Linked DNA regions of Mus musculus: all the other regions are linked to region 5. The links are chromatin loops, found by intact Hi-C in ENCODE. Cell type or tissue: heart. All regions are shown on one strand. Each heading gives the region's core, and the rest is flanking DNA. Links, peaks and the distances in the headings are about the cores only. Region 1 has its middle 49 kb from the start of Pole4. Region 2 overlaps Gm32425 (a long non-coding RNA gene). Region 3 has its middle 11 kb from the start of 2310069B03Rik. Region 4 has its middle 41 kb from the start of Pole4. Region 5 overlaps Gm20383 (predicted gene, 20383). Region 6 holds the start of Gm40381 (a long non-coding RNA gene). Region 7 holds the start of Eva1a (eva-1 homolog A (C. elegans)).

Region 1 (4,440 bases), core at 146-4,145, 620 kb before region 5:
AAAACAAACAAACAAACAAACAAACAAACAAATCCTTCCAGGCTCTTGGCATTGGGAATTAGCAAACTGGTTTATATTTTAAGTAGCTAATAAGGCCTATGCTTTAACTTTACAGCTAATTAACTATTTAATCAATTATGTGCTGTAGATGGTACTAAGGCCTTTTGTGGGCTAAGCATACATTCTACCTCTTAGCTATATCCCCAGGCCCCGAAATTTTTATTATTGTTGTTGTTTTTAGAGACAGGGTCCCATGGAGTTTTGGCTGACTTCTAACCTGCTGCATGGCCTTCCATTTGTGATCCTTCTGTTTCCCACTTCCTACACGTCGTAATACAGCACATGTCGGTGTGCTGGCTTTATGTAGTGCTGGGCGTTGATCCTTTCCCTCTTCCACAGAAGGCTGTCATGTAAAGTTCTGAGACTTGGAGCTGTGGAAGCCATCTTGAATCCAGGAGGACAGCCAACAGGGAGCGGAGGGAAGATCCTGTGATTCCACTCGAGTTGTTGAGCTGCAAACCAGTTCTGAACTCCCAGCAAACATTCTAGTTCTGTGAGACGATTGCCTCATTTGTTAAGCCACCATTAGTCATAGAATTTTTTAAAAAACTGTTTATATTTTAAGATTTATTTATTTGTTTATTTTGAGACAGAGTTTTTCTGAGTAGCCTTGGCTGTCCTGTGGTAGACTAGGCTGGCTTTGAACTCACAGGGATTCATCTGCCTCTGCTTCCTGAGGCATGAGGATGAAAGGCATGTGCCACTACACCTGCTTTAATTTTATTTTTACTTGTGTGTGTGTGTTCATGCACACACACGTACATGTATGTATGAGTGCATATGTGTGCACTGAGTCAGCCAGAAAGCTTCAGATCCTACAAGTTGGAGTTACAGGCAGTTGTAAGCTGGCTCATGCTCTGCATGTTGGGAACCACACTCGGGTCCTTTGCCAGAGCAGTAAAAGCTTTCACATCCTAAGCCACCTATCCAGTCACACTCTGGTTTTTTGTTTGTTTGTTTGTTTGTTTGTTTTTTGTTTTTTCTTGCAGCCAATGCACTTGAACTGATAAAGTATCAATATCTAGAACATAGTAGAAGAATCTCATGAGCAAATCCATCAGTTGACAGGCATGTTCTCTCTACAACCTGGGATAGCCTTTAAATAGAAAGCAGATAATCTTCGAGTTACTTATTCATGTATTTATTTTTCTGATGTGCTGCCACACTACGTCCAGAAAGGCAGCCCTGGACATCTGAGCAGTCTGGGCTGTTGTTGCTGTTGGCCAGGTGGAGGGGGTGATTATGTTATGGCTGACTTGAGCGGCTCAAAGCAAATTATGGAATTAAGTGCTAACTGCTTCTTCTCAGCTGATTAGCTTTCTCTGCCCAACCCCCACTGCAGTGCACACCAGCCGGGGACTAGACATTGTCTGTTGAGTTTCTGCCAGTTGAACGAAAACCACCCATTAAGAATGATTGGTAGAGATTTTGCCTAAGATAGAGATGTGGGGCGGGGGACATAATCTCAGTAGGTAAAGCGTTTGCCTTACAAGCACGGAGACCTGGGCTTAATTCTCAGAATCCACATTAAAAAAAAATCAGGCTCCGTGGTGCACGCTGTAATTCCAGGAGGGCAGACAGAAACAGACAGATCCTTGGGGCTTGCTGACCAATTAGCCCAGCCTACCTGGAAAGTTTCAGGTTAGTGAAAGACCCTGATATTGAAAAACAAAACAAAATAAACAAACAAACCAAAGGAGGCGGATGGCACTGGAGGAATGAAGGCTGAAGTCACCCTTTGGCTTCTGAATGCTCTGGTACATGTACCCACATGCATGCATATCTGCACGTACACACACACACACACACACACACACACAGAGAGAGAGAGAGAGAGAGAGAGAGAGAGACAGACAGACAGACAGACAGACAGACACAGACATTCAGATAGAGAAGAGACAAAGAGACAGACATGGGGCAACTTGTTTTGGGGGGTATTTCTCATCTAAATTCCTATAGCTGTTGAGTTAAGGGCCGTGCAGGACATCTGAGCATCTCTGAACCAACACAGTGGGTCCCAGGTCTCTCAGGAGCATCAGTGGATACAGGTGCCACAGAGAAGCAGGCTGATTAACTCCAGAGGTTGGTCATTGAGACTCACATCTATAAGATTAACCCAGATCCCAACGGAAGTATGACCTCTCAACCCCTGTGTCACCTCTCCTCTGACACCAGAACTCTGCCCACTTTAATTCTGTTTTCTGTCTTTTTCTCTGTCTCTCACTTATGGTAGTTACAGTCACACCTTGTGGGGGGTGTCTCTGGAAGAGGTTTCTCTCCATGATTCATAGGGTTATGACACTGTTCATCTATACCACATTTTCCTGATTTGAATCTTAACTAGGACTTGCCCAGACCCTATTCTTTGCACCACCTCTCCCTGCCTCCAGATAGAGCTGCAGGGAGCACATTGCCTGGCCACTAGAGGGAGGCACAGCCACGGGTACAGATTCCCTCCTTGTCTGCAGACTCAAGGGGGTTTCTCTGATATTGCAACTCTTATCTCCTCCCTCAGCACCAGAGTCCACCCCTCATACATCAGGCAAGTTCCTCACCTCCCTCCTTTCCCTACTCAGGTTTCACCCCCTTTAGCTTCTACTTTCACCATCCTATGGAGTTGCTACGTGAAAACTTCTACCCTCCTTCTCAATGTCTTAATGGCAGACTGTCCATCTCCACTTCGAGGCATTTGGAAATTGGATTTGTCAATTTTGCGCATTATTCCCACACTAATTGTTAATAAAACAATCAGTTTCTCCGGACTTGGCTGGGGGCGAGCCCACCTTTCAATGGCCAATCTGCTAGGGCAGGGAATCAGACCGAGCGCACTGCTCCTGGTTTCTGAGGACCCCACAGAGGTATCATTAGTGCTGAGGGCTGTCCACCTGCTCCTTCTCGTGTCTTTCTGCCCCTGGAATCCAGCCCAGCAGAAATGTGTCTGAATTATGAGCAGTCATAAAACCGAAGTCAAAAGCCATCGTGTTCAGTTGATTAACAAGACAGACTGTGCCCAGATACAGTGAGAATTCATGATTGGCATGAAGAGAAAGGCTATAGCTATAAAGAGAGGCAATTGGGCATAGCATCCAGGAGAAGGATTTTGGAGGGGCTACAATGTGAATTCAGAGCTCTAGGCTCTCTTCCTTTCCCTTCACGTTGAGCAGCCTGAGGGAGTTGGCCACTTGGGGTCTGATTTCTTTAGATAACGAATCACTTAGAACTGGGGAGTACGGAGTGTTCTTTACAAAATGTTAGGGCTCCCATTCAGGTGTTTCCCCGGGTAGTGGCGACACATGGAAACACCTGGGGAGGCAACTTGGCAGAAATCACCAGTAGTTCTGAAAATATGAACATTTTTGACACAGAGATTCCACTCCTGGGAATAAGCCAGAAGAACAACCCTGAACGAGGGACAAAAGAAACATGAAAATGTTCGCCGTTGCTAGACTATTCTGTAATAGGGAGACATTAGACCCAAATTAATGATTCAAAATAAGAGGATGATTAATTAAATCCCACTGAATTCCCTTGATAAAATATTTTGTAGTCATGGAAATTTTAATTATAGAAATGATAGTGCTGTAGGAACATAATGATGTGAAATTTTATGCATGGTCTTGATTGCAGTGCCCTAAGATATACTTATATTTATATAACTGAAGAATGTAAGGAAACACACAAAATATGGATAGCTGTATTAAGGTAGTGGAATTATTGATAATTTAAAATTTTCCAGTTCAAGGTTACTATACATTTTTCTCTTTAAAAAATTTTAGTTTTAGTTGGGCATGGTGGTGCATGCCTTTAATCCCAGCACTTGGGAGGCAGAGGCAGGCAGATTTCTGAGTTTGAGGCCAGCCTGGTCTACAAAGTGAGTTCCAGGACAGCCAGGGCTATACAGAGAAACCCTGTCTCGAAAAACCAAAAAAAAAAAAAACAAAAAAACAAACTTATTTTTATTTTATGTGTATGTGTGCATGTATGTATGTGTACTGTGTGCATTCAGTGTCTGTGGAGGCCAGAAGAGGATAACTGTCAGGGTACTCTGGTGGAGTCAGCTTGTGAGGCAAAAATGCCAAAAAGCTGCTCATGAGAAATAAATTTCTAGGACTCTCCTCCTGGATATTCTGTCGAAAGCCAACTCTCCAGTTTGGATCGGTTTGTCAGGCGAAAAGCCTGGAAGCTGTTTCACGAGGATAAGAGTCCAGGGAAATTTTCCTCCCAGAGTTATGGCATCTCTTTCCCTAACCCATTATATTCAAATTTCCACCACATTAATCTAGTGTATAGATTCACGTGCACTCTATTAAGCATCACCTTATAGTAAATGCCTTTTAAGATTGTATTCTAACATAGCTAAAGCCTTTTCCCAGTGTTCTT
Region 2 (4,440 bases), core at 275-4,274, 720 kb before region 5:
GACAATAAAACACTCTCCACAGTAGTGAAGCAGCCTTTTCTGCATCAAGTCACAGGGGCTGCTGACCAATACGGGCTTCCCTTTAGTCAGGTTCACCTCACTGCTGAGCGGTTCTGCTTTGTCCTGCAAAGGGCGCCTGCATGGCTCCTGGCTGACCAGACTCGAACTGAGTAGAGTCTGGTGGGAATTTGATGACCGCCTGTTCCAAAGTTGGCAGGTAAGTGACTGACTTAGGTTGTACTGTCCCTTGCTAAGACGGGGCTAATAGTTTCTTATTTCCTGACCCATTTAGAGTATTAAAGTAATAGTGGATGGTTCTAGTGTGGAGGTGCGTGCCTGTCATTCCAGCTTTTGGGAAGTGGAGGCAGGAGAACTGGGAATTCAAAGTAGGCCTTAGCAGTTACGTACTAAGTTCCAGGACAGCCTGGGTATTGGCTGGTTTTGTGTGCCAACTTGACACAAGCCAGAGTCATCAGAGGAAGGAGCCTTCGTTGGGTAAATGCCTCTATGAGATCCAGCTGTAAGGCATTTTCTCATTAGTGATCAATGAGGGGAGGGCCCAGCGCATTGCCGGGGATGCCATCTTGTGGCTTGTGGTCCTGGGTTCTATAAGAAGGTAGGCTTCAGAAGCCTGGGGAAGCAAGTCAGCAAGCAGCACCCCTCCAAGGCTTCTGCATCGGCCCCTGCCTCCAGGTTCCAGCCCTGCTTGAGTTCCTGTCCTGACTTCCTCCAATGATGGACTGTGATCTGGAAGTGTAGGACAAGTAAACCCGTTCCTTCCCAACTTGCTTTTGGTCATGGTGTTTTGTTGCAGCAATAGAAACCCTGACTAAGTCCACCCGGCTTCATAAGACATTGCTTCAAAAACAGCAAGGGCAAAAAAAATTAATCAGGATTGGTGACACTCGAGAGGCAGAGGCAGGAGAATCTCTGTGAATGAGTTCAGCCTGGTCTATACAGTGAGTTGTGGGCCAGCCAGGGACACACAGAGGGACCCTGTCTCAAAATTAAATAAATAAAGTGGGTGTCTGGGTCTCCCTTCTCCTGGGGGAAGCAGAGTCAACAGGCAGGTTTGGAAGAGCCTGTGAGTACAACAGAAATAGCAGACTTATCTCCGGGATCAGCTTCAGGGAGACAGATCAACTTTTCTTGGGTTGTATAGTTTTGGGGAAGGTTGTAGGAATATCGAGGGTGGGCAAAGGTCATTGGCTGAAGGATAAGGAACTGAGACGCCTCATTAGCATGGAGAGGCTTTTGGGGGATTTCAGGTGCTTGCTGAATGGGTTCTGTGGTGGAAGAAAGGCAGCTGAAACTGTGAGCTAATCAAGGCTACGAATGTGACAAACCTTTGGTAGAGGGTGGGGGCTCTGAACTCCTCAGACAAGGTCAGAGAAGGAGAATCTCTGCTGGTAAAGGGAGTCTCCCATTTTGTGCTGAGCTCAGAAGGCTATCTGGACAACGGTAGACTTTGACCTTAATTAGCAGGACAACAGGTATTAAGTACCCAGTGCAACAAGGGTCTCAAGTCTATACTCTAGAGCCTCAGTATTGTTCCCTGTGCTGGTGAACAAGGTCAAACTATTATAAAAAACCCAATGATTTACCTGTGGATGGGTGAGGGCCTATGTATGTGCAAATCTGTGGTTGGGGGATATTTGATGAACGCAGGTTGTCAGGTTTGCCTTTCACCCTCTGAGTTATTCCTCCAGCCCCAACAAGGCCACATTGTTCACCGGTGAGAGCAAGCTCTTCTCTGCTGGCCCCGAACTCCTGCCTTGCTCTGTGTCCCCGCAGGTCTCTGATCCTCTCACGGCAGACACAGACTCCCTTTCTCAACGGCTGCCTTTTCTTTGTGCTTCTTCAATGAAGCTGTTCCTCCTGGGCAAATGCAGAACTGAGGGAAGTTCGCTCATCCACACCTGGTGCCTCACTTTCACCATCTCTGCTCCACCACTGGCTCCCTCTTCCTCTTTTCTCTTTCTTCCTCCCTCCTCTCTTTCTTCACATCCATGTGTGTGCACAGGTATGTGGGTGTGTGTGGCTGTGTGTATGTCTGCCCTGGGAACTTCTTGCTCTCCATCTTGAATATTGCAGCAGGGCACTAGCCTCACTATTCAGTGCCTAGAAGGCACTGGTTAGGCTAATGTGGTGGGCCAGCTAGCTTTGGGGTCTAGCTGATTTATATAGGCAGCCATGGCTGTTTGGCTTTTATATGGATGCTGGGAATCTCAATGCAAGTCCTCATGTTAGCCCAATTTAACAAGTTCTGCCATCTCCCTAGCTACTGGGTTTGGTTTTTTGTTTGATGGTTTTGTTTTATTTTTCAGACAGGGTCTTGTGTAGCTTAAGCTGCCCTCAAGCTCGCTGTGTAGCCAAAGCTAGCCTTGCATTCTTGATTCTCCTGCCTCCACCTCCCCAGTGCTGAATTGGCCTTCCTAGCTCCCCTGCTCTTAAGAGCACGTGGCCTCGAGTAGATCTCAGAGTGACCACCAGGTGGCGCCCGCCCCTCGGAGGTGCTGAAAGAGCTCTGCGGAGCTACACGTGTTGTGCAGTGTCACAGGCGCTAGAAACCAGCCCTTGGGAACCACGGGCCAGACATGACTGGCTGACTGATGCGCAGTTTATGTTCCGGTTGCACCTCCTTTGACTGTATTCTGCAGGTGTGTTAGGATTGTTCCTTGGGGGCAGGGAAGTAGGGAAGCAGGGATGGGGGCCGGGGGCCCGGGTGATGGTGGTGATGATGGTGGTACACCTGCCAGTCTTTTACGAGGTAGCTGTTTCAGCTGACAGTTACCGGAGTGGGGTCGGATAGAGGGGGAGAAGCCACATGCCCTTTCTTATAAGCCCCTCAACCTCTCCATCAGCTGCCTCTGTCTTCTCTTGGCTTGCCCTGGACGCCTCCTGGAATTCAGTTGGCTGGTTGTGCCGGGAGGACAGAGGCCAGTGTGAAACTAACATTCAGGGTCCTTGATTAGAACGTTTAAAAAGTTCGAGCTGGAGAGATGGCTCAGGGGTAAGAGCATTACTTCTCTTGCACTAGACCAAAGTTCTCTTCCCTCAGTGGATAGCTTTATAACCACTGTAACTCCAGCTACAGGGGACCTGACACTTTCTTCTGGATTCTCTCAGCAACTACACGTGTGCAGCCACCCCTACTCAACACACAAATAGACCTTTTTTAAAAATGTATTTTTGCATATGAGTGATTTGCCTGTATGTATGTATGTATGTATGTGCACCAGCCACATATATATAGTGTATACGTGGCAGATCCCTGCAAATGTGAGCCACCATGTGGTTGCCAGGAGTTGAACCTGAGTCCTCTGGAAGAATAGCAATTGCTCTTAACTGCTGAGTCATCTCTTCAGCCCTAAAACAAATCTTTAAAAAAATGTTTCGGAGCCAGGCAGTGGTGGCACACACCTTTAATCCCAGTGCTTGGGAGGCAGAAGCAGGCGGATTTCTGAGTTTCGAGGACAGCCTGGTCTACAGAGTGAGGACAGCCAGAGCTATACAGAGAAGCCCTGTCTCGAAAAACAAACAAACAAATAAATAAATGTTTCAGAATCTGTAGCCTGATGTGGTGACACATGCTTGCATAAAACTCTGGGGAAGCTTAGCTTACTGGGGACCCCCTGAGTGAACCATGTGGAGCTGGGGTTGATGCAAAAAGCAAGAGGAACTTATTGTTCCAGTGCACTGGGGTCGTCCCAGACCTGAAGGAGAGGCAGCGACCACCAGCAGCAGTTCGGCCAGTTTTTATATGGTTTCCAGGGCCAAAATAGAGCATCAGCAACTAGGCACAATATGATTGGTGGAACAGTGCACCCTTTAAACTGATTGGTCTTTAGGGAATGAGGTGACAAGGACTTCCCTGTCTGAAGGTGAGCAGGGTTAGCCATGTGGAATGTGCCCCCCACCCCCGTGGTCTGAGAAATGTTAATTAGCCTTTTCCTTCCAGAGGGGCAAGTGTTTCATGACGTTCCCAAAGTTTCTGAGCTGACCTTTTCACCTGTAATCCCAGTACTGCGGAGGTAGAGACAGGTGAATCTTTGCCACTTAGAGGCTACTCATTCTAGCCAACTTGGTGTTCCCCAAACCAGTGAGAAACTGTCTCAAAACAAACAAACAAACAAACAAACAAACAACCACAGTGAGGCCTTTGAGATGGCACAGGAGGTAACAGGGCTTGCCACCAAGCCTGACAGCACGAGTTCTATTTCTAGAGCCCACACAATGGAAGGAAAGAACTGACTCTGACTGCTGAGTATAGGTGCTCACAACAAATAAATGTAAAGACAGATCACAGCAATCCCAAGGTGGCAAGTAACTAAGGGACTTGTGAGGTTGACATCTGCCATCCACAGCTGTGCGATTGCACACATGCCTATGTAAACCAACTCCTCCCCCCCCAACACACCCCAGAACCCAAAACCCCAC
Region 3 (4,440 bases), core at 136-4,135, 910 kb before region 5:
CCCCACTTTAACCTCTGGAGTGCTGAGATGACAGGCATGTGCTACCATGTCCAGTCTATGTGGAGTGCTGGAGATGGAATTCAGGACTTCATGCATGCTAGGCAGGCACCCTACATCCAGCCAAGATCTGGCTGCTTCCATTGCCAGTGGGAAGAGTTCAGGAGATAAGAACAGAGGGAAGGTGTGTGGGGTGTAGACAAAAAGGATAGTTGATAGATTAACAGTCTTGAGAACCTGGGTGTTAAAGGACATAGGAAGCATTCTTCTTAAACATGTTTTATTTATTCATTTATTTATTTATTTATTTATTTTTTAAAGACAGGGTTTCTGGGGAGGATGGGATAGGGGTTTTCAGAGGGAAAACTAGGAAAGGGGATAACATTTGAAATATAAATAAAGAAATAGTAATAATAATAATAAAGACAAGATTTCTCTGTGTAGTTCTGGCTGTTCTAGAGTTCACTCTGTAAACCAGGCTGGCCTTGAACTCACAGAGATCTTCCTGTCCCTGCCTCCCAAGTGCTGGGATTAAAGGCCTGTGCCACTTCTGCTCTGCCTATTTTTATCTTTTTGAAATAGGGTCTCATGTGACCTACACCAGCCTTAAAATTACTATGTAGCTGTCAAGGGCACTGAATCCAAATCTACCTTGAAGTGCAAACTGTATTAGTTTCCTTCATCCTGAACTTCCCTCCTCTGTACACCCCCCCCCACCCCACCCCATTTACCCCTCTCAAGGTCCTGGCTGGTTCCCCGCAGTTTGACTGCAGTGGGACACCACATCTCGCTCTCTCTCCTCTCTCTCCCTCTCCCTCTCCCTCTCCCTCTCCCTCTCCCTCTCCCTCTCCCTCTCCCTCTCCTTCTCCCTCTCCCTCTCCCCCCCCTGTCTGTCTGTGTGTCTGTGCGTGCCCTGGACCCAGTGACCCACAGCTTGCTCTCCCCATCCACCTGAATTAGGTCACTTCCTAACTCAGTCATTCCTAACATTTATTCTCTATGCTTGAGTTGAGCCAGAGAAAATTCAGTCAGACTGGCTGACTGGGGACAGATTGATGACTTCCTCCCTCAACAGGTTCTCAACACTGCTAGAAAAAAATCTTTATATTCTATATTCAGTTAGTACTTTTAAAAAAGACAGTGTCTTTATTCATTCGTTGAGAATTTCATACAATGACAATGTATTTTAATGATACCTACCTCTTCCACAACTCCTCCCTGACCAGTAAACACATTTCAGACATCTCATACCAACTGGCCAGGCCTTTTGAAGCCCTCTTCTCCTCCTCTGTGTGCCGCATCTCCATACTCCCCAGGTTCACGAAGAGTGGAGGGCGGGGATGAGTCCTGAATGGGTCATGAGCAAGGGCAGCGCATTCTGTGCTCAGAATATGAGGAGAAAGGGCACTGGGCAGTCCTTGCAATGAGACTGACATCACCTGCTTCAGGTCAAAGGAACTTAGCATCAGTATAGAAGAGATACCAGAAGCAAGTGGTAGTCCAGGCTGTGATTTCAACCTTAAGAAGAAGACCGTTCTAGGTACTTTGTGCATTTATGGAAGCCTGTGCAAACGAGAATCTCAGAATCAGTCTATGGGGTTAACCATGCCAGCCACCAAACAGTGGTGACTGCTCACGCGTGTTCATGGAATGCCCAGCAGGATCCCACGAGCCAAGTGTGGGGGCAATCGAGAAGTTTCTGACACTTCTGTGCCAACATCTCTCTCTCTTTCTCCTTTCAAGAATTCATTATTATTTTGTAAAATTGTGTGTGTTTGTGTGTGTCTTTCTTGCTGTGTGTGTGAGTGCAGTGTCCATGGAGGCCTGTAGAGGGCAGAAGACCCCTTGGAATGGGAGTTACAGGTGGTTGTGACCCTCCAGTTCTCCAGCCCAGTTTTTTGTTTGTTTTTCCTTTTAGTTAGTTTTGTTTTTGTTTTGATTTGATTTTGAGACAGAGTCTCACACTATAGCCCTGGCTAGTGTGGAACTCACTACATAGATCCCCCTATCCTCAAATTTCACAGAAATCTACCTATCTCTGCCTCCCGGGTGCTGGGGTTAAATGTATGTGCCATCACGCACAACCTTAGTTGGCCGTTAAGTCAGTCAAGTCGACAATCAAAAGTAATCATCATAAATGTCTTCTCAGGGTGGTGAGAGCAGGTCAGTCCTCATCAACATACAATCCATCAACAAGGCTGCAGCCCAAGCAAGAGGACACCAGACAGACACACAGCTTAGCAGGGGCTAGAGAGAGAGCTCCATGGTTCAACAGATGCCCGTGGAGAGGACCAGAGCTTACTTCCCAGAACCCACACGGCAGTTTATGGTTAGCCATCCATAAACTCCAGTTTCAGGGTATTTCAGGCCCTTTTCTGACCTCCATGGGTACCAGGCCCACACATAGACATACACGCATGCAGAACAGTCACACACATACAATAAAATAAATCTTAAAACAAAACACACAAAAAATTAAATGATAAAATACAAATATACACAAGCAGGTCATTAATGAAGCCCATTTTGTGTGTCTGTATGAGAGAGGGATATAGATGAAGAGAAAAGACAGAGAGAGAAGAGAGACAGACGGACATGCACACAGTCACAGAGAGACGGGGAGAGAGACAGAGTTTTTCCAAAGAGGATTAACTGGGGGAGAAAGCCCACCTTGAACAGAGTGATCCCTTCCCATGGGATGGGGCCCAGACTTTAAGGAAAAGGGGAAAAGAACCAATTGGGCACCAACAACCTTTCCCCTTTCTATTTCCTGCAGAAGGAAGTGGGTCAGGCCTATGCCACCTTAGGGGAAAACCCACTGCTATTATCCTGTAAAAGAAACGCAGCAGCAAAGTGGCAACACGCCCTCTGAGCAAATACTTTCTCCAGGAGGGCAACGAAAGGTCACATGCCTGGGAGCACACAAGTCTGAAGGATGCTTACGGCTCAGCCCCATGCGCAGTGTCTGGAGATTGAGCTGCTGAAGTGCCCCAGGATGCACAGAGAGCTCCAGGGTTGCAGCTATGGGGACAGGTCACCCATGTTGGGGTGGGCTTTCTGGTGATGCGGCTGCTTCTGAGTGATCCCTGCTCTTTATAAGTGACCCCCTCACCCACAGTCCTGATAGTAACTCCTGTAAAAACTTACTTTTTACCAAATTGGATGTTGCTACAGTCGTTACTTTGATCTGCCATGGCCTCCCTCTCTGGGGTGAATAGATGAGTGTCTTGGTGTCCTTCCATGAAAAGTCTGTCGTACAATAGGTAGGCAAGCACTTGGTCTGTAGGCAAGAACTACATCTCAAATCATCACCGCCCCACCCCCAGCTCCAATATTTCAGCAATCCAGATGTGCATAAGGTGCGCAAGTGCCCATGGAACAAAGAAGGCATTATGGTAGCGACTGATGGAGACAAACAAGGCTCTGGAAGGTTAGGGAAGCTGCAAAGTCGCCAAGGTATGTTGACAAGAGTGGTTTGGAAAAGCATCAGGCATGGAAGGAGTGGGTCTCAACAGAGAATCAGTAAAGCAAGCTTCCCTGGCCCACCCTCCTCTGCCAGCTGCTGGGAAGCCCTGGGCGTTGCAAGGACCAGAATGAAAGGCTAACTTTGACCTTTTCCTGGGAGATGCTGTCATTAGGGGGCACTAAGAAGAGCAGAAAACCACCCGCAACAACTTCAGTACTCCCCCCATCCCATGGCCTGGTCAGCACTGGGTGGACAGGGTACCTGTCTTTCAAGTAAAGCCCGGTCTTTGGCTCTATTAATAACTGAGCTTCCAGAGTCTCAATAACAGCGTTTGCTTCCAGAGCACTGATTCATGGGAACTGAGGAAAGCATGGGCTCGCCTGGATTGACCCTCCTGTGAGATGCTGATGAAAAGGGACACTGCGGGTCTTTGTATCTCTTTGTTAGTGGTAGGGTCAAATCCCAATGTGACCTGAGGTTTTGAGTCCTCCTCAGCAACCCACGAGCCCTGAAGGTGGTACCCAGATGAAAATGGTTCTTGGAATGTTCAGTTCCTAGTATCCATTTTATTTAACTGTATCTCCAGAACTGAAGCCAGGACTTCATACATGCCGAGCATGTAGAGTATCCTCCCCCTAAGCTACACTCTTAGCCTCCTAGTGTCCACTTTAGCTGGGAGAAGAAGGCCAGGATGTGAGCATCAGGAAACAGATTCATCCTTTGGGCCTCTGTGAGTGTCAGGTCTCTGGGGTCAAGTACAGAAAGCTGACCCCGGGTGGGCTGGGTAGGAATTGAGGTGCTCTATCAATACTTGGGACCCCTTTCCTCCACTCCCATTCTGCAGTTTAACTTTGATCTTCTTTGGGCTGTGTAGCTTTCAACCTGAAATCGCATCTAGCATGACTCTCGGACTGTCTGCACCACATTGTGGTTTCTTGGTTGAGAGGTGGGCCTGAGTTCTGAGCCTCGGTTTCCTT
Region 4 (4,440 bases), core at 126-4,125, 630 kb before region 5:
CCTGATTCCCAGGCAGCAACACACACATACACACACAGTGGGCACTGGGCCTGGAGTGGGCTTTTGAAACCTCCATGCCCACCCCTAGTGACACACCTTCTCCAACAAAGCCATACTACCTGGTCCCTCTGATCCTTCTCAGATAGTCCCATGCTCCAGTGACCAAGCATTCCAATAGATGAACCTGTGGGGCCATCCTCTTTTGAATGACCACATTCCACTCCTTGGCCCCCACAGGCTTGTAGCCAGATCATAATGCAAATGCATTTAATCCAACTTCAAAAGTCCCCAGCCCTGCAGTCTTAATATCTTCTAACATTCCAAAGTCTTCTCTGAGACTCAGAGCAATCCTTTAACTGTAACCCCTTATAAAATCAAAAGACAAAAGCAGATCACATACTTCAAACACACAATGGCACAGAGTATACATTTTCATTCCTAAAGGGAGGAACGGGAGCATAGTGAGAAACAGGGCCATGGCGAGAGCAAAAAGCAGCAGGGCTGACTCCAAATCCTGTAGTTCTGTGTTCATGTCTGAGGCCTTAGAGGCCTCTTTGTATCTCCCACACCTTTCAGTTTTGTTCACTGTAACACACTTCTCTCTCTTGGACTGGATCCACACACAGTCTGTGGCTTTCCTGGGCAGGTATCTGCGCTGGCGTATCTGCGCTGGCATTTACATCTTCGAGTCTTCAACACAACCCAGGCTTCACCTTCACAGGTTCACACAATGGCCTCTTCTAACCTCCATGCAGGGACTCCCCTGACACACACCTGGCCTCAGCATCTTTCCTTATCAGCAGAGGAAGATTCCACAACCCTTTTACTCCTGTATCCCTCGTGATGTGACTCTAAAGCCAGAACCACGCTGAGGTTGCCAAGTTCTTCTGCTTACTGGAGCTGGAACCTGGCCTCCGCCTTAAATCGCATTTGTATAAGCTTTTGGTTGTTGATGGTTTCCTTTGTTGCCTGAGCTTCCCTTTAATTCCTTTCCACTAGGAAGCTTAGCTGGGTGGATTTGTGATGGCTAGGCTTAATTGTCAACTTGAATGTATCTGTAATTAGCTAAAAATCCAAGTCACTGGGCACACCTAGGAGGGATTTGTAGTTAATTGGATCACTTGAGGTAGAAAGACCCACCTTAAATCCACATCGCCTGAGGTCAGAAGACCTACCCTAGATCTGAGCCACACCTTTTCACAGCAGCCTTTCCAAAGGATGTGGAAGAGAATTTTGCTCTTTTCTGCATGTCCTTCACACTTGCTTCACTGGCAGTAAAGCTCACTTCTTTGGGACTCTAATGTATACTGAAGGTCAGCTGAGACGTCCAGTCTCAGGGACTGACATCTACTGGATTCTTGGGCTTTCCATTGGAAGACAATGTTTGTTGAACTAGTTAGACCACAGTCTGTGAGCCTTTAAGTTATTCTAATAAATAACTTTCCTTTAGTTCTGTTCCTCTAGAGAACCCTGACCAATACAGTTTTCTTCAATGCACCATGATTCAGATAATGTAAGTCAAATAAACCCTTTCCTCCCCGTGTAGCTTTCAGTCATGGGGTTTTGGTTATAAGGTTATAGCAATAGTAACCCTAACCAAGATTCTGGACTTTTATGGCCTTGACTTTGGCCTCCATAAGATGGAAATAATAGTATAGATGATAACAATTATATTAATGAAATAGCAAATTTGCTTGATGAATACAAAGAGATAGCTGGATGCAGGTGGTATATGATTAATATACACTTAGAAGGTGGAGGCCAGAGGATCAGGAATTCCAGGTCCCCTTAGTGAGTTCAAGACCAGCCTGGAATATACCAGACTCTCCTTCAAAAGACAACCAGCAAATAAATGAAAAAAACCCAACCAAAGAAGTAATGTCTATACAAATGCTATGGAATATGCAGCCATCAAATCGTCCCTCAAGCAGACCAGCCATAGCTTTTACTTGTATGCCCACCTCTTCTCGCTTTTTCGTTTCTGTCTCTTTTCTCTTTTCTTTTTTCTTCCAGGCTGAGTAAACACAGCTGCTTAAAACGTGCATTGGATTGAATGCACTTCCTTCTCGAGGTTTCCATGTTGTCTTGCCATGTCTGAGGAACATCCAGAAGGCATGTCAACCCAAGGGCTACGGGAAACAAACCAGTGTGGACAGGCTCCTAATGAAAAATGACTCCCCCTCCTCCCAGCAGTCATCAGCGACTTATAACTCCTTAGCTAGGGGTGGGGTCAGGATGCCCACCCCCCATGCTGGCTGGCCTTTTGTTGTTGTTGTTTTTAACTTTTAATTGGTTCTTTGTCAGTTTCACATCATGCACCCCAGCCCAGTCCTGTTCATCTCCCCCACCCCCTTGTATCTAACTTCTGCCCTTGCAACCTTTCCCCCCAACAAAGAAAATAAAACACACATAAACAAACAAAATAAACAAAACAAAACAAAGCATAGAAAACATCTCATCATGGAAGCTGTTGTATGCTGTAGTGTGTCCCACAGTATTCCTCTCTGTCCACACATCTTCGCTTGCAAATGTTCATTGCAATGAATCATTGGTCTGGTTTGAGGTCACACCACCAATATTGGATCCTCACAGGGACTCCTCCTAGTTATCCTGTTGCTGCCCCATCATGGAGATCCTGCAGCTTTGGATCGGCAGGACTCGTCCTTTCACCACTACAACAGCTCACAAATAATGTAGATTTTGGTGTGTGTGTGTGTGTTTGGGGGGGGGGTGTCACTCAAATCACTGGAACAGGGCGTGGATGGTAGCTGAAACTGCTCAGCTTGCTGTCGCTCCCTTATCTGCATCATCAGGGCCAGCTTTCCAGCCCTGCTCTGGTTAGGCCACCCAATGTCGCCATTGGCAGGAGGCAGGGCCAGCTGTCCCAATTGCACAGCCTCAGGGATGGCTTACCCGTGGCTTTGCCGTCAGGATCAGCTCCACTATGTTGCCCCAGTGAGGGGCAGGGCCAGCTTTCCGGATTACTGCAGGTGGTGTGGTGCCAGGAAGGGGAGGGCATCACCCTGGCGCCTACTCTGCCTCATAGCATGAGTGGTGGGTGCAGCCCTCCCATGCTCACACCCTCAGGGCTAGCTTACCAGTGCTCTCTCCATTGGGCCAGCTCTACTGCGCTGCCTAGGTGAGGTGCAGAGCCTGCTCTCCCAAGTGCTGCAGCTGGTAAGGGGCCAAGCTCTCATGACCCTGGGTCTAGCAATCCCGACTGATTCAGGGGCAAAGGCAGGGTAGCGGCGGTGAGGGTATTAACCCTTCCCCCCACCTGGTGCCCGTAGTGTTTGGCATTTTAAGCTGGTTTGATCTCGTACAGGTCTTGTGTAACCACATCTCCCTGTCAGGTCCGGAGGCTCCTCCTCCCCACCCCCTATTTCTTACATTCTGTCTGCCTCCTCCTTCTGTGATGTCCCCTGAGGCTTGCTCAGAGTGGGGTTGATGCAGAGGCTAAATGACAAAACTTTGAAGTTTTCCTTTCCTTTCCTTTCCTTTTTTTTTTTTTTTTTTTGGATATTTTCTTTATTTACATTTCAAATGTTATCCCCTTTCCTAGTTTCTCCTTCGAAAAATCTCCTCTCCCCTCCCCCTCCCCCTGCTCCCCAACCCACCCACTCCTGCTTTTTGGCCCTGGCATTCCCTGATACTGGGGCATAGAGCCTTCATAGGACAAAGGGCCTCTCTACCCATGATGTCCGACTAGGCCATCCTTTGCTGCATATGCAGCTGGAGCCATGAGTCCCACCATGTGTGCTCTTTGGCTGGTGGTTTAGTCCCTGGTAGCTCTGGGGGTACTGGTTAGTTCATATTGTTGTTCCTCCTTTGGGGCTGAAAACCCCTTCTGTTCCTTAGGACCTTTCTCTAGCTCCTTCACTGGGGACCCTATGCTCAGTCCAATGGATGACTGAGAGCATCCACTTCTGTATTTGCCAGGCACTGGCAGAACCTCTCAGGAGAAAGCTGCTATATCAGGTTCCTGTCAGCAAGCACTTGTTGGCATCCACAAAAGTGTCTGGGTTTGGTGATTGTAAATGGGATGGATTCCCAGGTGGGGCAGTCTCTGGATGGTCATTTCTTCAGTCTCTACTCCACACTGTGTCTCTGTAACTCCTTCCATGGTGTTTTGTTCCCCCTTCTAAGATGGATAGAAGTATCCACACTATAGTCTTCCTTTTTCTTGAGTTTCATGTGATATTTCTTAAACTGAAAGAGAATTGACTCTATTCCCCCACCCCTTTCCTTACAGTATCTGCCTGTGTGGTAATCAGTATTTTTTTTTTTTTTTTAATTTTGGCTGTGTTTATTCCGAGCCACAAGCATGTGACTAGGCCGAAGTGACTCCACACTACCAAGAAGCCCTTTCACCTTTGCTTTGTAATTAGTGCTTTGGTTTCCTTTGAGAGCTTTTCTTGAGCAAAGTGATACGGTACAGGG
Region 5 (4,440 bases), core at 266-4,265:
GTCTCCAGTTCCTTCCCTGCCTAGGAGATCACCCACTGCAAGGTTCAGGAATAGCACAAGGGAGGACAGAGGAGGGGTGGGGTGTCTGCCCGCTGTGTGTTTCTGGGAACGAAAGCACTGTCTATGGGCTGGGGACAGAGCTTACCTCAAGTGCTCAGAGCCCTAAATGGAGTATAATGGTTCAAGCTGATAATCCCAGCACTGTGAAGGGGAAAGAAGGATATTCAAGGTCATTGTAACTGTATATCAAAGAATACATAAGGCCCCCTTTCAAAAATATAAACAATAAGAAGACTAGGGAAATGGTCCAGTAGATATGTGCTTGCTACATGGGCATGAGGACTGGTACCCCAAATCCAACATAAAAAAAACTGGTGCCTCCAGAAGGAGAGACAAGGAGAGAGTGGGTCCCCTGGGAAAGACTGGCTAACCAGCCTAGCCCAAATCTGTGAGCTCTGGGTCCAGTGACAAGCCTCAGTAAGTAAGTGGAGACCAGCGGAGAGGGTACCTGTCCTCAACCTCGGCCTCCAGAACCAGAAGTCGTTCCATGAGGCAGGGTCCCACAGGCAGAGGGGCTGGGGGTGAAGGCTGGGTATTTGTGAGCCTGTGAATAGGTTGTGGGTGTGTGTTCATGTACATATGTATAGCCATGTGCATGTGTGAGTGTGCAGACACATGCGTGTGTGACTTTGCCTGTGTGCATACATGCGCTTGCAACCCTGGCAGAGGCTCATGGAGCAAAGACAAGAGGAGGACAAACAGGAAACCCACCCACTGCCATGCCAAAGAAGCTATGGGGTTCCTGCTGGCTTTGTTCCATCCACTGAGTCCCCATGGGGACTCTGTGACCCAATGATGCTCCTGGCTGACTCTCGGGCAAAGCTATCCTTTGTCTAAACTTGACACCTCACAGAGAATCCTGTATTCCAGCAAGATCTAGCCCAACTACTTCTCTTCACCCCCCATTTCTAATGTGCACACCAACCTCAAGGAGAGTCATGTAATCAAGGGAACAGAAATTGCCTGAGCCTTAAGGTCCTGAGCCCCAACTCCGCTAACGAGCTGTGCGGCTCTTAACTGTTCGAGTAACCTTCTCCTTCCTTGTCTATAAAGTAGCTTTAATACTGTCTATCAAATAAAGCAGTCATTGGGATTAGAAAGAGCCTTCCCCAAATACCCTCAGCCACTGTTCAGATGGCAACTGACACTATCCTAAATTGGAGCTGTGTGCCACCTCTGCTGCCTTTGGTTACTGGCTCCTCCTCCATGGGGCGGGTTGTGGCCTGGTTCTTGGCATGACAGCCAGGACTTTCTGTGACTTCCATTTAGGCCACAAAAACACTGGGTTCTCTGCTTGGCATCTCCAGGGAGCTTACCCTCAGCTTCGCAATGCTTTATAACTAATTGTCATGCTCCAACAAGCCTTTGGAATCCAAAGTCACTTACTTTATGGGGGTCAGATGGCTACATCAGTTTCAGGTCTGCTTTCAAGGTCAAGGCTACAGACTGTTCTGGATGTTAGGCATACGAGTTGCAGTTCCCTCTTAAACTCTCACCAAGCCAGGGTGATTTACAGGAAGGGTGCACACGAAAGATTTAAAATTTGTAGTCCCCTTGTCTGGGGAGAAATGTGCGGTGATCTTAGGCCTTGTCAGCCAGGTCTGCAGTGGAGGGGGGTGGAGGAGGAAAGAGACTCCCTGGAAGTCCCTCCAGGGAGTCCCCAGAAACTTTCTCAAAAGTTCATGTGCTACCAAGGGAGGTGATACCAGGATCCTTTTTGTTCTGAGCTAGAAACAAAGACTCACTGGGCAGCACAGGGCTCCTGGGACCAGCTGGCACCTGGGTGATGGTTGTGACTCAACTGAACGACAACCTCGTGAGCTCAAGTGGGGTCACTCCTGGACAAGGTTTCTGCTCAGGGAACAGTGGCTGTGCTTGCTTGCCCGCAGGGACAAAAGCCGCTTTGTGAAAGGCCCCGGGACTGTGAGGAGGCGCCACCGTGCGGTGGCTTGAGGAAGAGCGCCTCTTTTGGCTCTCAGGAAGGGGTGACTCAAGAAGCAGAAGTGTGTGTGTGTGTGTGTGTGTGTGTGTGTGTGTGTGTGTGTGTGTGTGTGAAGGCTCTTTGCTACTGTAATTGACAAAAACAAAAGGCTGTGTCCTCCTTTGCATTTCCAGTGGGAAAAAAAAACAATCCTTACTCCATCCAGCTCCAACCAGTTGCTTCCCCTTAAAAAGCAATGATGTAAACACAATCCAATTAGAATAAAGTAGTGACAAGCTTGAAGGTGTTCTGCGGGTGGGTGAATGACCCGAGTATGGAATGGAACGTAGAGGTCAGAAGTGACACATAGGTGTCACGTGGTGGTCAGAGGGCACTTTCAGGAGTCAGTTCTCTCTTTCTGTCACATGGGTCCTGGCATCCAACTCTTCAGTTAATCCCTGAGCCATCTCACCAGGCCTCTTGCTTCTTGTTCTCATTTCTCACCTTGATAGCCCTGTTAGAAGATACTTTTCCTGCCTCGGTCAAAAAAGAGGAAGTCAGTTGGCAAATGCTCTTTGGAAATGTAGTTTGTAAAGGAGAGAAGCCATGGGGCTTAGAAGGCGAACATGAATCTTGCCAGCAGCACTCAGTGCTAGGGACCAGGGTGGGAGGATCAAATCACAACATCACACATGGGCACCCTACGCCTGAGCCATGCCAATTGTGATCGTCCAGTACGTTGAGGACTCCAGAGAGCCGGATGGTCTAGCAGGATGCTGGGGGGAGCATCCGCACCTGCCTGCTGGGGAGTGGTAAGTGAAGACATTGTAAAAGAGGTGACACTGAAGCTGGAACTTGAAGGATGAGTCAGGGGTAAGGGCATAAAAGGGAAGGTAGGTAGGGTTGGGAAGACTGGGAGGACTGGCTGGCTGATGGGAGACTGGGCTGGAAGACAACGAACCTGGAGACAATGGCAAACAAATAACATAATTATTCATCACGTAATTCATCACACCCTTTGGTGTTTCCTTATTGCTTAATGGAGGCACCCTTAGTTCCTTGCAGGAATATGAGAGTCTGCTCTCCTCCGTTGGCCTCAGCTTAACCTCTAGCGTGCCTGAGACTCCATGCACCTAGCACCCCTACCCCTCCGTAAGCATATAGAGTGCACAGTCTCCCCTTTGGTGCTTCTGATGGTTTGTATATGCTTGGCCTACGGAGTGCACTGTTGGGAGGTGTGGCCTTGTGGGTGTGAGCTTTAATACCCTTGTCCTAGCTGCCTGAGAGCCAGTATGCTGCTAACAGCCTTCAGATGAAGATGCAGAACTCTCAGCTCCTGCACCATGCCTGCCTGGATGCTGCCATGTTCCTGCCTTGATGAAAATGGACTGAACCTCTGAACCTGTAAGCCAGCCCCAATTAAATGTCCTTATAAGAGTTGCCTTGGTCATGGTATCTGTTCATAGCCATAGAACCCTCTAACTAAGACAGAGCTTTTGCCTAAACCAAATCTCTCTGTGTGCCATAATTGGCAAGATTTAAGTTTGACACTACCTGATCTGCAAATGTCTCCAGTTCCACTGGATAGGTGACAAACCTCTCTGACTTCCTCCTAGATCTACTCACTCCACTCTTATGCTTGCCTTCTTGCATTTGTTCTCTAATTGGCAACGCCATTAGTTAGAGCATCATGGGTACCATCTGCATCTGCCAGAACTGTCCCCCGAGTGCCTCCAAACTACCTGATGCAAACCAGGCACTCAAAACACCCAAGAGGGAGGCAGAAGTGTGATTCCATTTGTGGCTTGCTTGTCTAGTGTGTACTAACCCCTTAATTCAATCCCAAGAGCCTGATAAGCGAGAAACAGCAGCAACACCAGCCTGTTGTCCCAGCTCCGGGAAGGTAGAAGGAGGAGGATCAGAAATCCAAGGTTTGGACAGATGAGATTGCTCAGTAGGTAAAGGCACTGGCTGCCAAGTCTGAAGACCAGAGTTCAATCTGCTAAACCCATATTGTGGAAGAAGAGACACCAACTCCCACAAGCTGTCCTTTATGTCCACACACAAAATGTGAAGCATGTGTGGCTGTGCACATACACATGCATGAACAGTTTTAAAGGTCAGGCATTGGTGGTACATACCATTATCCCCAGCATTCTGACAGCAGAGGCAGGCGGTTCTCTGTGAGTTCAAAGCCAGTCTAGTCTACAGATCAAGGTCCAAGCTAGTCGGGGCTGTATAGTAAGATCCCAACTCAAAAAAAATTTTTAAAAAAAGGAAGGAAGGAGATCATTTTCAAATCCATAGTGAGTTCAAGACCATCCCATGATAAATGAGGCCCAAACGTGGAAGACTGTAGCAAGGAAGAGAGCAGCCACAATATGGTGTCAGGTCTCCACTGGGACTCCTTCATACACCCCTGGCTTTACCAGAACTCAGAGAACTTTGTAGGCTCACCC
Region 6 (4,440 bases), core at 158-4,157, 130 kb before region 5:
TCCCTCTAAGCAGCCCTGATGAACAACAGATCCTCTTTTTCCCAAAGGACAGTCTTTTACTTTTCCCAGAAGCTTTGCCTTATTTTACACTTTTAGTTGAAGGACTCTTCTGCTCTTCTGCCAAGACTCTCTGTGTTCCCCAGGATTCACAGAAGGGTCACATCCTAGGATTTCTCCCCAGGATCTACTGCCTCCCACATGAAGAAAATCTCAGCATCCTCTTTTGGCATAGAATCAGGCCATTCCTATGATAACTTTAAAAAAAAATCTTACTGCCTAATAATAAAACTCTCTGGCATCAGCAAGATATCATCTAATCCAGAGAAAGAACTGTGGTTCTTGTACTTGTTAATTAATTAATTTGGCATGTACAAAATGTTAGGTCTCAAACCTGGGACAAATGACTAACTGGTGCCCATTAACACATCAAAACCGAGCTGGCAGCTAGGTTTTTCCTGCATTCCTACAGGGTATGGCTGGCATACCTCACCTCCTACCCTAAACTTCCCAACCCAGAGAGGCTGGCTGCCTTCCCTCAGCTGCCCCTCCCTACGTAACTCAGCCATTTTGGCTCATTTTGATCTACCCATTATTCTTTTGGCCCAGACTACCCATCATGGTCAGCAGGTATTCTCCCTTCCACTTCTCCGCTTTTCCTCCCCTTCCCCCTCTCCTCGTATGGTCCAGATCAGACTGGTCACATTCATTTTGGACTCTCCCAGATGTCTCTGATCTGGCTCTGCTCTCCCCTCATATCTACAATAAAATTTCTCTTCTGCCATACCTAGGAGAAGTCACATCCTTCCTTCTTTTTTCATTCACAAAGTATGTGTTATGTGCATCCTTGAGTCCACAGACAAGAAGAGGTCCAACACAAACCTTGACCGACTTTTAAGGATTTAGCAAGAAACACTAAGGTAGAAACTCATTGTGAAAATTTACCATAAAGAAAGCCAACCAAAGGATGGACCGATGGCTCCATTGCTTCACAAGCATGAGGGCACGAGTTAAATCCGTAGAGCCAACATGTTGAAAAGAGTGACATTTGTAATCCCAGCACTGTGGAAACAGAGACAGGTGGATCTCTGGAGCTCACTGGTGAGCTAACCTAATCTACTTGGCAAGTTCTAGGACAGTGAGAAACACAGTTTCAAACAACAACAAAACCAAGATCGATATTGCCTAAGGAATGACACCTGAGCCAGCACAGAGAGAGAGAGAGAGAGAGAGAGAGAGATGCACACACTCACATGCACACACAGAGAGATATGCACACAGTCACACACACATATACAGAAACACACTTACATACATGAATGCTCACATACACTCACTCACACACACACACACACAAATAAAATTAAATTTTCAAAATGTTGTGGAAGTCTGGGTCTGGAATGGATGACTCTTCCAGAGCACTGCAGCCTAGTCCCCACACCCATACCAAGGGACCACAACCACCAATAACTCCAGTTTCAGACTCCTGGTGTCTTTTGGCCTCTATGAGCACTGCATTCGCATATGCACATATTCACACACATACATGTAAATAAATAATAAACAATACATTACTTTTTAAAATGCAGTGGCAAAGAAAGCAGCAACCGTCTGTGTGAAGCTGTCCAGAGTCCAAATGTACCAAACTTCTCCACTGGAGAACCAAGTAAAGCCTTGCCCCCCACCTGGTGACTCTTCATCTGGGTTTAGCATCACAGCATCTAGAGAGCTGACAATAATAGCCTGCTCTGGGGTTGTCGTAATGGAATGCCAACACTCAGCTGACCCCTCTGTAAAGGATAAAGGAAAGCCCGAAAGAGGAAGAGGCTCCTAGAGAATTTATCCTAGGAGCAGATCCATTGTAAAATAACGCTATTTTTAAGCCAAAGGCGAACATTATTTTCTTCCTCAAAATCAAATGTGGACGCTGATTTTTCTTCCTAAATGTGGGCAGCAGTTGTGAGTCCGCCCAGCAGAGGGCGATCTCTCATCTGCTTATAAAGAAAATGTTTATTCAGCTACCCAGAGTTTTCAAATTGAATGGGGGGGGGGGGGGGCGAAACCATAAAGTTATGTCAAGTGTTTTGACATAAAATTGTGCCACCTGAGGTTAGGATTAATGGCTTGGAGCCTCCCCGCAATGACAGACAGACAGCACAGACTGGTGAAGTTCCTAGAGCTTCCTCACAAAGTTCTCTGTGGTCCAGTCCGGTCAGGACTGCTGAACAGAAAGCCATCTCTCTCGGGCTAAGAGCAGGCTGTCCTTGGAAGGACCCAGCCTTTACACTCTAAGCAGTACCAGACCGGAAGATGGCGGCACAGAGTAGGTGCTGTAAACAAGCATTCTGCGTGGTGTTTCAGGCAGAGCCTGGAATTCTGAACGTCCTCAGAGCAACCTGAATAGCTTGCAGAGAGGTGCCACACATAGACTTTGCCACTCCAGTCATGGAACCTGCTTAGCACCGACTTGTGGTGAGTTAAAGCTTACTGTAGCGCCCCCCAACAAGATTTAGAAACAGAGACAGTCTGTGGCCCTCCTTTCTCCTAGAGGATTCAAAGCTAATTAGAACTGTCTAGTTCTTGCTAGTGTGGTGGGTGGGGTACAAGTGAGCCAGGACAGTAAGCCCATTGAAGTCCCGCTGTATTTGTTACTTTGTTATTGGTGTGACAAAAGAGCTGAGGAGCGCACCGGGAGAAAATAAGGGTTTGCTTGGGCTCACAATTTGACGAGCATTGGCTCTCTGGAGTTTCAAGTGAGCAGCCTCACATGGAAGCTGAGAACCAAATCTGGGTCCTCTGCAAGAGCATCAAGCACCCTAACCACTGATCCATCCTTCCAGCACCCTCATCTCATATTATTTGGTGTTCAATTCTGTGTGTTTTTAATACACATATATATTATTGCTCTATGTATACACACAGAGTAATAAAACAGACTATAAAAGAAAATAGAGTCATACATAAAGCCAGACATTTGATCAAATACCAGAATGAATTAAAGCTTTTGTAAGGCTCTGAGGGAAGAACATTCTCAATAGATCCTGCTATGATCGATACATTCAAGTAATTCAAGGGCTACCTTGAGGGAGGCAATGCTTTGAGAGAAACGACGAGATCCACAGGTACCCTGCTTTGTCTGCACAGTTAAACTTGTGTCTATTTCCTGATACAATCGTTAACAGCTCCCCTCTTCAATGTCCAGAGTTCCCTAGTTGGGAAAATCAATGATGGGGTGGGTTGGCCACACAGCACCTTCTGTTCTCATGTCTGACAAGGGAGCTGAGGGGACCAACTCCCTGCATTTGCTAAAACCAGAGGGTTCATTAGATGCATGAAGTGCCAGGTACAGGGAACTTCAAAAGAGCAGCAATACCAGTTAGTCCTTAATAGGCATTTTATCCGGACACCAAAGCCCCCTGGGCTCTTGAACCTTTTTTTCTAGAATCATGTGAGTTATAGCATAGGTCTGGGCTCATTAACCCTCCCAAAGATAGAACTGATGAAGCAAGGACTTCAAGGTTAAGTCCACAGGCCTGATTATGGACATAAAGCACTCAGGGGGTGAGCAGAAAGGTATGAATTCTTGGGTCATAACACTCGGTTACTGATCTAAATCTGTAGAGCATGGCCACAGGAAAGAGCAGGCTGTGCGCGGCTCTAAGTTACTCCAAGTCCTGTGAGCGACCTTCAGGGTGTGCCCTGTCCTGGGTGATGATGCCATTTTACTGGCCAGCCTTTGGTTCCACTGTGAGTACATATTCTGGGGAAAACGATAGTGTCTCTGTGCACATAGACACCACTGCCTACCCAGCACCACCCATGGGGCACAGACCCATAGGTTAGTTGTGAAAATAAAAAACATAGCACCTATAAACATGTGGAGAAGATTGGGAACATATGAGCAGATGGACATACTGAAATCATATCAGAAAAAATAAAACAGATCTAAAAACTTTTTGAATACATTAGACCCAAGCAGAGGATAACATTCTCATCTGGACCCCATAAAGAGGAAATACACCCTGTTGCTATGGTGATGGTCCCCACAATCTCCCATCTGTCCATCCTTCTAGGGGCTAACAGAGAACTTCTTATTAGGAGTCCCTGGGCTTTCAGCTTGACTGGGGCTGGTCACCACTGTTTGATGCAGTCCATTCAAATCGTGTTCCCTTGGTCCATTTGACCATCTGACCAAGGCTATCTCTTGTGCCCTACCTTCAGGGCTCTGTGCCTCTGCAAGAGAATCAACTCCTTAAGCTCAACCGCCTGGGCCCCAGAGCTGCTCTGTCTCTGAGTCAGACCCTCCCTGACTCTCCTCTCTCTTTAAATTTTTTGTAGCCATTCTGTAACTTACACTGGTGTGGGATGTGTGGTCTGAGAGTTAACATTAATAAAGATTAGAGATTAAAAAAAAAAAAAAAACAACTGTTGTCAGTGCCAGCA
Region 7 (4,440 bases), core at 319-4,318, 55 kb before region 5:
TGACCCTTTCTGAAACTGCAAGCAAAGCGAAAAGGAGAAGGAACCCCAGGGCTGCTGATAGGACAGTCTTGGATCCTAAGCATGGCTCTGTTTAAAAAAGAACAGGCATGTGTTTAGGCCCCCACTAATCTAGTCGACAAATCACATATCACATTCACTGAACATTGGCTGAGTCTCCTACAATCCCTTGCTTACCTTTGTAGCAAGAAGAGTGTGTGTTCTGAAATCCAAAGGTTTATGTGAATGTTGGCCCCAGCACTAATGAGCTGTGTGATGTGAGGCAAATGTTGCAGCCTCTCTGTGCTTCTGCAATGAACTTCGTAGTGATGATACAATATCGAGCGAGTCAAAATTCATGGAGTGAGCATGGCACGGGGCAGGCACTCGGTCTTAAAATGGACAATTATCCTATTAGTTCGTCACACTGACCTGCAGAGAATGCAGCTTGCTCTCCCTGTAAGACTCCCAGAGGGTCTGAGCCCACTTGCCCAAAGTCACACAGTTTACAGGTGACAAAGCTGGGATTAGAATACAGACAACATCCAAAGCCTTTGAGCTCAGCAGGTATTGTGAGCACAGCCCCATACCAGGCTCAGTATGTGGGTATCAGTGGAGAGGTGAGCACCACGGGGTCCCCTGCTGTAAATTCTGCAAATGGGATACTGAAGAAATGAAGGTGACTGGGTAGGGCAGCAGGGAACAAGGGCACTGTCCTAAGAAATGGAGAAAAGCTCCCATCCAGAAGAGACTGAGTTCTAGACCAAAGAAAGATGAGCAGTTTGCCAAGCCACTAGGGCGGGGAAGGTGGGTTCAAGAGGTCAAAACAGCAGAGGATCGGTGAACTGGGATGTGTTGGAAGCATGGCAGAAGGGCTAGAGGTTGAGGGTGGGCAGGGAAGCCTGGAGCTGGTGTGCAAGGTCACAGATTAAGCCTCACCCCTCAAGAGACCGGCTAGGGGCTGCTGTTAATGACTGACAGACACCTGTAGACCCAGGTCCTTTCTGTAAGCAATGGAGAAGCAAGAAAAGTGTGGGGCAGGCCAGCGGCCTGGTGGGAAGCCAGCAGTGGAATTCTGACTCTGGGGCTGCAGGTGGGGGTGGGGATATGAGAACAGGGGCTGGGGTAATCTGGAAAGGAGGGGAGTTGGGATACTCTCTGTGAGCCAGTTCCTTAAGTCAGGGTGACCCAATGAAAGCACAAGCAGTAATGGGCCAGAGGTATTGTGAGGAGAGGGTTCTCCTGAGCATTCCACCAAGCGAACAGCATCCTCCCTCACCCACAGGGTGAGGGCCAAAAGTATCTCCAGCTATTACCAGACTTCCCTTAAGGGCCACAATTAAAGCACATGTGGCACACACACACACATACACAAAATACAAAATAAAATATCTCTAAAATTAAAATTAAGCTCCACCATCTTTACTTCCTGGTTGACATCGGAGGGGGGGCGTTGACTCTGGTATTTTGAGGCAGAATCCTGTGGAACGAGGTTGGACTCAAACTCATTTTGTGGCCACAGATGACCTTGAGCTTCTGATCCTCCGGATTCCACTCCCAAGTGCTAGCCGCCCCACTCCCCCCCAACCCCTCCAACCTCCACCCCTGTGTGTTACACTCTTGGCCCCACTATTTTTCCGAAGAGAAAACAGCCACAAGAAGGCATTACCAAGGCTGGTGGTCTGACCCTGGCTTCCTTGACACCGGACTTGACCTCAAGCCGGCCCGCGGTGGCAGACTAACAATTACACTGCCTGGAGGGGAGGGAGGGGCTGAGAGAGCGCGGCGCCGGGTAGTATCCTCTTCAGTGAGCTAGGACGGCAGCCGGCTCTAAATAAACGCTTTGGATTTGAACGGAATCGCGATGTATTTGCTATAAAAGGTAAAGGCTTGGTCTTCCCTGAGTGTGAGCAGGCAGGAGGTAGCAGATTTCTTGCTCAGACTGGACTGAGGAACCATCTTTAGGGCTGGACTTGGGGTGTGCGGCACAGACCTGTTGGGATCCAAATTCACGCTTGGACCCTTTGCAAACTGCGAGGCTCAAGGCCGCTTACTCCCTCCTTTCCTTTTGTCCATTTTTAAAGCCAAGATTCCTAGAAGTTCCTGCCACAGGCCTAAGGTTGGAAAAGGTGTTTAACTAAGTAACAAAAATGAAACTACCCAGCGGGTCCGTCTCGCCGGCTTCAGAGCCATACTGGTTTGTCTTCATGCCCTGCAAAGATCTCTTCCCTCTACCCCCAGTCGTCGGGATCCTTCACCCCCAAACCTGATGAGTCCCTCTCCAGCAACAGAGCGTCACATTTAAAGCTTTAGGGGGCGCCAACAGCCTTAGAACGCCACGGTCCACTCCAATCTCGGGGATCTGGGGACGCGCGGGGGGGCGGGGGTCGTCAAATAAGTGTCAATAGTTCAGTGGCTCTGAGAAGAGTTAACTAAGTACTTCGCTAGGCCGGCTTCAGGTGGGTTAATCCCCAGCCAAGCCTAAATCCGCCGCCGCCGACTGGCCCGCTCAGCCAAGCTCCAGGGATTGGAGCAGCTAAGAGAAGCGCCCTGATTTGGAATTCACGAGTTCTCCAAAGCCCAAGGCAGAGGGTAAGAGTGGTCTGACCAAGCCAAACAGGATCAAGACGCTGGGGACGCCAGAAGGAAGGAGAAGCAAAAGAAGAAGGCAGGACCGGTGCTAACACCTGGACAGGGGTTTGGAAACAAAGCGGTAGTTTGGGATCCGAAGAGCACTAAAGAGTTCCCGCTCAGCAGAATTAGAGTGTCCCCGCGCCCTGAGCGCGCTTCGGGGAAGCAGCTTACCTTCTCTAGGACGACTGGCGCGTACTTCCGGGGACCGAGCAGGGGGGCCTGGAGTGGATCAGATCACCTAGGGAAGGGCACGGCAGTGTGCTGCTGCGCCCTGTGGCTGGGGCACCCGCGCGCCGGAGAGCAATTTGGGGCGGCCCTCCCCAATCAGGGCTGAGCACGGAACGCGCACACCCAGCCTCTGGACTCCTCCAGCCCTGCACACTCTAGAGGAGCCTGAGTCCGTGGGAGGAAAAGGTTGTCTCATTTCCTTCGGTCTCCCCCCGCTACCCCACCCCACCCCCGCCCCTCGGCTCCGGACCTGCCCTCCCTCCCGCTCCCCGCCCCCTTCCCCACGTGGGCGCCGCGAGACGCGAAACCTGAACGGCTGCTCCAACTTAGTTCAACTTTGGCAACTCTTGCCTGCCTCCCCGCGCTTCCCACCGTCCCCTGGGTTACATGATCTCCCCATCCGCGGTCCCCACCTTGTCCCGAACTTCCAACATTTCCCTCTTTACAGCAAGGAGCCCAGATCTGCAAGCAGAATCCAACCCTACCCCCAACCCTCATTGGCTTATTCCTGCCTGGTGGACTGCACTCGTTGAGCCAGCTTTAAAACCCCAAGTCCAGACAGGAAATAACCACTTACTTTGTTAAATTTGATCGACTCTTTTTTTTTTCTGAGTGGAGAGTTTAAAGTCTGATGCATAATCTCCAAGGAATGTTCGTTAGTATCAGAAGACATTACCACTTTTTGGTCTTGCTTGCCTGGGTTTGAAGTTTTGTTAAACTACAGGAGTATTTATGCAGTGGCCACAAGGAGCTTGGTGCAGAACAGGCTAGAATGACCCCAAAGGACATCCTGTTCCTCGGCAGTTAGCACAGGTAACTGGGGCAAAGATAGGAGTGGACCAGTCTTAATGGTAGAGGACAGTCTAGACAGGCAGACAGGCAGGCTGTGCAGCCCAGCCCTGTGAAAGACAGGAAGAAGGAGGGGAACAGAGAAGAGATCGCCCTGCCAGCCCAAGAAAGGGTGTTGCTGGGAACCAGGGCAACTGAAAACCAAGGGCTCAGATGGTGGAGAAATTGGATGGAATAACCAGGGACCAAAAGGGGTCATCAGAATCCCAGGTGTCCTCGAGAACTGCTATCAGAAGCATACTCTAGAAACAGCTGCTGTTCTCCTGCCCCTCTGGACCTGACTCACTGAGAGTCTACATTCTGACCCAATGCCCGGATTCAGATGCTATTTGAAAATGTTGCTTTCAAGACCATTGGTGGCATGGTGGACTGAATATATCAGACCACAGAGCCCTGGCTGGACTTTAAGCTATTAGGTTTAAAAATGAGAAGAAACCCAGGTCCACTCATACGATCACTGAATTTGTCTAAAGAGGGTCCCCCAAGTGTGTTTCTGAAAGTTGATCTGACAGAGCCAGGGCTGAGAGCCATAGTCTACACTTGGCCAAACAGTGCTTGCTTTATTTAACCTTGAAATGCAGTGCTTTCCCTCAAAGAAAACAATCTCAGGGTCCTGATGTAAACACAGACCAGTTGTCTTCTCTTATAGAAGCTACTGGTCTGGCAGGAAGGGTCTTGCTTCATCGGTGCCTTGAGCAACCAGTTCTAGCTTTGGACGGCCACTAAACTACT

Evidence for each region. A loop is a pair of places that touch in the nucleus more often than their neighbours do. Peaks named below come from ENCODE experiments on the same cell type or tissue, not always from the same donor. Only the 100,000 strongest peaks of a DNase experiment are listed, where the experiment ranks them.
Region 1: a loop joins it to region 5, with 14 times the contacts of the local background. A loop is called at or near these places in 16 of 42 quality-filtered maps.
Region 2: a loop joins it to region 5, with 11 times the contacts of the local background. A loop is called at or near these places in 24 of 42 quality-filtered maps.
Region 3: a loop joins it to region 5, with 3 times the contacts of the local background. A loop is called at or near these places in 5 of 42 quality-filtered maps.
Region 4: it touches region 5 in a loop (7-fold over the local background); 16 of 42 quality-filtered maps call a loop at or near these places.
Region 6: it touches region 5 in a loop (5-fold over the local background); 30 of 42 quality-filtered maps call a loop at or near these places.
Region 7: it touches region 5 in a loop (6-fold over the local background); 21 of 42 quality-filtered maps call a loop at or near these places.

The regions. Positions count from the first base shown.
Region 1 is chr6:82,601,921-82,606,360 of GRCm38, reverse strand. No RefSeq gene overlaps it. Among named protein-coding and RNA genes, the nearest start is that of Pole4, 49 kb to the left of the region's middle. In heart, for the core only: a CTCF peak has its summit at 2,476 (motif pointing right); no DNase peak of the experiment used is centred there.
Region 2 is chr6:82,700,960-82,705,399 of GRCm38, reverse strand. Gm32425 (a long non-coding RNA gene) reads right to left here. Exons shown (of 3, transcript XR_377779.4): 2 at 1,605-1,878. Among named protein-coding and RNA genes, the nearest start is that of Gm32534, 12 kb to the left of the region's middle. In heart, for the core only: a CTCF peak has its summit at 2,486 (motif pointing right); a DNase peak (open chromatin) is centred at 2,489; H3K27me3 peaks cover 837 bases.
Region 3 is chr6:82,890,136-82,894,575 of GRCm38, reverse strand. No RefSeq gene overlaps it. Among named protein-coding and RNA genes, the nearest start is that of 2310069B03Rik, 11 kb to the right of the region's middle. In heart, for the core only: a CTCF peak has its summit at 1,821 (motif pointing right); no DNase peak of the experiment used is centred there; H3K27ac peaks cover 1,206 bases.
Region 4 is chr6:82,609,907-82,614,346 of GRCm38, reverse strand. No RefSeq gene overlaps it. Among named protein-coding and RNA genes, the nearest start is that of Pole4, 41 kb to the left of the region's middle. In heart, for the core only: no CTCF peak of the experiment used is centred there; no DNase peak of the experiment used is centred there; H3K27me3 peaks cover 305 bases.
Region 5 is chr6:81,984,726-81,989,165 of GRCm38, reverse strand. The region is part of intron 1 of Gm20383 (predicted gene, 20383); the gene reads right to left. Among named protein-coding and RNA genes, the nearest start is that of Gm20383, 2.6 kb to the right of the region's middle. In heart, for the core only: a CTCF peak has its summit at 1,974; a DNase peak (open chromatin) is centred at 2,005; H3K27ac peaks cover 450 bases.
Region 6 is chr6:82,117,267-82,121,706 of GRCm38, reverse strand. Gm40381 (a long non-coding RNA gene) reads right to left here and starts at 1,958. Exons shown (of 2, transcript XR_869194.2): 1 at 1,573-1,958. In heart, for the core only: a CTCF peak has its summit at 1,963 (motif pointing right); a DNase peak (open chromatin) is centred at 2,296; H3K4me3 peaks cover 709 bases; H3K27ac peaks cover 329 bases; H3K27me3 peaks cover 323 bases.
Region 7 is chr6:82,040,264-82,044,703 of GRCm38, reverse strand. Eva1a (eva-1 homolog A (C. elegans)) reads right to left here and starts at 3,076. Exons shown (of 3, transcript NM_145570.2): 1 at 2,803-3,076. In heart, for the core only: a CTCF peak has its summit at 2,307; DNase peaks (open chromatin) are centred at 1,843, 2,313 and 3,013; H3K4me3 peaks cover 2,395 bases; H3K27ac peaks cover 1,990 bases; H3K27me3 peaks cover 1,493 bases.